Regions from separate parts of the Mus musculus genome. Here region 2 is linked to region 1. Evidence: chromatin loops called from intact Hi-C (ENCODE). Cell type or tissue: heart. All regions are shown on one strand.

The links. Hi-C counts contacts between places; a loop is a spot of excess contacts. Peaks named below come from ENCODE experiments on the same cell type or tissue, not always from the same donor. Only the 100,000 strongest peaks of a DNase experiment are listed, where the experiment ranks them.
Region 2: a loop joins it to region 1, with 2.0 times the contacts of the local background. A loop is called at or near these places in 7 of 42 quality-filtered maps.

What each region holds. Positions count from the first base shown.
Region 1 is chr16:57,242,527-57,245,026 of GRCm38, forward strand. No RefSeq gene overlaps it. Among named protein-coding and RNA genes, the nearest start is that of Tbc1d23, 12 kb to the left of the region's middle. In heart, a CTCF peak has its summit at 1,545 (motif pointing right); a DNase peak (open chromatin) is centred at 1,535.
Region 2 is chr16:57,290,429-57,292,928 of GRCm38, forward strand. It overlaps Tmem30c (transmembrane protein 30C), which reads right to left and starts at 2,423. Exons shown (of 8, transcript NM_027651.1): 1 at 2,367-2,423; 2 at 288-504. The coding sequence starts at 479. All of the region lies in intron 3 of Gm26800 (a long non-coding RNA gene), which reads left to right. In heart, a CTCF peak has its summit at 1,490 (motif pointing left); no DNase peak of the experiment used is centred here.

The DNA of each region.
Region 1 (2,500 bases):
GAGGATAAAATATTAGAAAACTCCTTTAAGAAAAAGAACTAGAATTTTTGGGAAACCAGCTATCAGTAAGCCACTGATATTAAAGATGAGGTACCTTGTTGGAGCAAGGCAGGCAATCGTAACTGTGAGAGACACTGGCATGTGGAATCTAAGTATATACAAGGGAATGGGAGGGGGTCTCTTGGGCTGGCCACCTCTAAAGCGTTCTAACCCCTTTTCATTCCTTCTCACACTGGCTCCCATTTGTCCCTTGAGTAAGTTCCATCTCCCAAAATGTGACCTTTACATTTGACCTTCCTCTCCTCTTCCTTCAGAGAATTCCCCTACTCCACCGGCCTCAACACGAGTAGAGTCTAGTTATCCACTGTTCTCCAGACCTCCACTTCCTTAGAGAAGTGTCATGGATTACTTTTGGAGCTAGAAGGTCTGCTTACTATTATGTGTTGATCCGTCATACGTGATTTGAGTAGAGGAGTCAAGAAACTAAACATGGGAATGAGAAAATGAGAGCAGATCACGTGACTTACATTTCTTTTTCTCTTCTCTTCATTGCTACCTGCTTCTTTCACTTGTTTGTTTGTTTGTTTGTTTGTTTATTGAAAGAGGGCATCCCCTTAGAGCCCTGGCAGTCCTGGAACTCATTATGTAGACCAAGCAGGTCTCAAATTCACAAAGATCCACGTGCCTCTGCCTCCCGAGGGTTGGATTATAGACGTGAGCCACCACACCTGGCCTTTTTCCTTTGACTTTTGAGTCTATCTGTGGCTCTTTGCAAATGAATGGTTTTCAGATGGGCTGTAAGAGAATCTTGAAGTCATCTGTAGCTTGTTAGCTTCCGTTCCAGTCGTCTGTACATCGGAATAACAGAGGGAGCCAAAACAACAGGAAGAAGCCTGCTACCCAAGTGTGGTTTAAAACTTCCTCCGGCAGTTTCTAATGTGTAGACCATATGGAGAATCACTGGCAGAAAGTCACCTTGAAGCTGCAACTCTATCTGGAAAACTGAAGGCCACTTAACTGGTTCCACTGGCCGCTTCCTTGCAACGGGTCTCCAGATGGTGTCAGACTTGCATCTTCTAACAAAGGCTGAAGGCAGGAAACTCTAGGGCAGAGTTAAGGCTGATGACTTTGAATCATTGCAGCTGGTTGTAGGACTAATTTGATTACATGTGCAGCTGGTTTGGGGACAGTTGTCATAAAGAGGAGCAGACACGGTGCCTATGGAGACCCAGACATTCCTTTCTCTGTCATTCACATGACTTAAAGACTGTAATAGCATGCAAATATTATTTCAGTATGTTAAGGGCTGGGGGTTCCTGGGGCTCTGGGAGATTTGGGCTTTGTTTTTCGAACTGTTCAGCTGTTAGGAATCCTGATTTCCAAAGTGTTGAGCCTATTGCCAGGTGAGAAGACTCCGAATCAGGCCATCTGATCCCTAGATCTAGGATGGTCACAAACCAGACTCACCTGTGGCCTTATTTAAATCGCCCCCTCTGCTCCATCTCACTTTCTTCTGATCCCGTTCAGTTCTAACAGGTGACACTAGGTGGCGCGCATGGAACTTCAGTGGGGAGCAGTTGGAGCTAGCTGGCTGCCAGAATCCTTCTTTGAGTTCTTTAAAAGACCCAGGGATTTGCCAGGAACAATTTGGGAAATAAGACAGTTTCAGGAGGACCTTTTAAAAATTTTTTTGTTTTATATGTATTGGTGTTTTACCTGCAGTGGATGCATGAATGAGTATGTAGAGTCCCCTGGAGCTAGAATTTATGGACAGTTATGAGCTGTTATGTGGGTGTGGGGACTTGAACCTAGGACATGAGGACCTTTTATTAGGAACTTTGGAGTCTGTGATAGCCTGTAGTGTTTTCATCGGATTCTTTTATTAATTACGCCTTGTGTTCACAGTCTTCTTCCCTTAGTTAAATCTGAAGTTTTTAAACGTTGAATAGAAACTGTTTCTCAGGCTGAGCCACATTTGGTATGTTGTTTTTTATGTTTGGTATTCAGTCCAGGTTTCACTATGTAGCTTAAGCTGGCCTCATATTTGAAATCTTGTCTTAGCCCCCTAAGTATTCAAGTAGCCCATCTAGTTTACATTTGCAATTTTGTGTGTGACATAAGAGCATACAGCATTGTTTTGGGAATAACTAAGCTTTTTATTATTATTATTATTATTATTATTATTATTATTAATTTGGCAATAACTAAGTTACTCATCAGTAGCTTTTGAGAGCACTCCACTGCACCAACAGTAGACTTTAGAGCCATTCGTGTAGAGAAATCCGCTTTCTCTTCCACACAGTGGGTTGCCTGCCGCTATGCAGGGTCAGTTTGACATAGTTCTTGTTCAAAGCCTCGCTCCTAAATATTTGTTTGTCCAGGCATCTGAAGTCCCCAGGGGAGCTTTTTCCCAACTCCAGGCCATCTCAGGAATTCAGTCCTGCTCAACCAAATCAAAGCATCCCTAAGATGGCACTTTCTTCATTGGCCAAAGCCATCC
Region 2 (2,500 bases), 48 kb after region 1:
TTGCCTCTCTTCTTTCACCTGTTTGCTGCTTGCTCACTTCTTTACAGTCATCTGATTTGGCCAGGCTCTTGTACATAATTGTGGCCAGAGACGACCAACATGACAGTAGGAATGAGTGAAGTCACCGCTGTGGGCTCTTCCTGTCTACATCCCCTGCCAGCCCAAAGTTGGGTGGATCCAGTCATATCTAGTTTCCTGTGGAGGGGCTATGTCCTTAAAGTGATCGCTCCCGTTTATAGTCCCAAACTGAAAATCTTTGGAAATTAAAAACTTAACACTGGACAAACCTCAATTTTCTTGGTGCTCTTTGCAGACAACAGAAGGATGATGCCTATAGAGAGGCAGAATCCTCCTGTGATGAAAAAGATAGAGAGGACCACCGAGGCAGATAGATTTAGCTGCTGGGTGGGCAACGTTTGCTGTTTCAATGCTGTGTTTTCTGGCAGTCTGGACAGGTCATACTGGGGCATCATCTCCATCTTGGTCCTGTGGGTAACTCACATACTTTTGGGACATTTAGAACATTCATACTTAAAAGTAATATCACATAATGCTAATGGTACATGAAGAATTATAGGAAGCCATGAATTCACTTTTGCTTCCTGATCTTTTTCTCTAAGCATACATGCTGCGTACAGGAAGTGCAGCTCTCTCCAGGCACTCCTGGGTGCATTTTATTTAGGCTCAGCAAGGCTGCCATACTAAACGCCATAGCTATAAGTGTTCTCCCCCTTAAGGTCTAGAAAAACCAACATCTATAACAACTGCTTGGAAACAGTTGTTACGGCTTGTTTCAGAGATTTGTTGAGTATGTCAAGGCAAAACCTTCCCAAATTTATCTTTAGAAACCTGTGCAAATCGTTGGTGATTATTACAATCAAAGTTAGGGCTATCCACTTTGCCCAAATGTGGCTACAGTCTAACAGGAATATGAACTAAATTGGGGAAAACACTCTGAAATTACAGCTAGCTTTGCCATTTGTGATGCTACAGAAAGAAAAACAAACAGGGATTTGGAGAATATATATGCGTGCACTTAAGTAACTTCAACAGCTTTCTTTTTTTTTTCTTTTCTTCTTTTTTTTTAAAAATATTTATTTATTTATTATATGTAAGTACACTGCATCTGTCTTCAGACACACCAGAAGAGGGAGTCAGATCTTGTTATGGATGGTTGTGAGCCACCATGTGGTTGCTGGGTTTTGAACTTGGGACCTTTAAGAAGGTCAGTCAGTGCTCTTAACCACTGAGCCATCTCTCCAGCCCAACAGCTTTCTTTTTTGTTTTGTTTGCTTTCTTTTTTCTTACACAAGAAAGACCCAGGCAGAACACGTAGATCACAACATCTCGTTTTGCAGCTGGAGAGATAGCTTTGTGTTTAAGAGCACTGGTTGCTTTTCCTGAGGACTCAGGTTTGATTTCCAGCACCCATAGGGTGGTTCACAGCTGTCTATAATTCCAGTCCCTGGGGATCCGATGCCCTCTTCTGGCCTTCTTGGCCATTACATGCACACGGTGCACAGACATTTACTCAGGCAAAATATTCATACTCATAACATAAAATTAAAAATCTTGAAAGAAAAAGTCTTTCTTAAGCTCTCTTTGATCTACTTGTTGTAGGTTAGTGAAGTATTATCAGATACTCAGCCTTGCCGTACAGCATTGGCTCTGTTCTGAGGGTTTTCTGTGATGGCTATAAACAATCTATAATTATTCATTTAAAAATGCCAGAGGATACAGACTAAGACTTTTATAAAGTAGGCAGAGAAGCCATAGTGTGTGTGTGTGTGTGAGAGAGAGAGAGAGAGAGAGAGAGAGAGAGAGGAGGCAATGACAAATGTAGCGGGATTTAAAAGAATATCAAGAGAATGCAAATGCATACAGTAGATTTCCAATTCAGTATCAACCTTTATACTTGCAAAACAAGCAAAACAAAAGCGAATTACTCCTGGAAGAGTTCAGATGCAAATTTGAATCTGACCTGCAAGTGCTGACAGCCAGGCTGCTGCTGCCCACTGTGTGAGATGTCAGGGAACACTTGCAGTCAACATCTATAAACTGTTGTTAAATGAGCCTGGCTAAGGGCTTGGGCAGCAATAGACCCAAGATTAGATTATGTGTGCAAAACTGTCTCACAAGGCATCAGGCACGTTTGTGACACAAGTCCCTGGTCCCATGTTGGAACAGCTAATGCTCCGTAAGAGAGTTATCTATAGAACGAACCATTAAGAACAGCATTTCTTAGCCTTCTTATAAGACAAGGTGGCAAACTACAGAGTTTCACAGGCAGTGTATTAGTCCTGGCTCTCCAAGAAATAAAATCTCTAGATACATAAATATATATTATATAAGGAATGGTCTCACACAAGTATAGAGGTGAAGTCCCAATCTGCAGAGTCCAGCCAGTGTCCCAGTAGAGTTCTGAAGACCAAGAGACTGGTATAACCTTAGGAAGAGCCAGTTTTTCCGTTAGAATTCTGTTACTGGGAGAAAGGGAGGG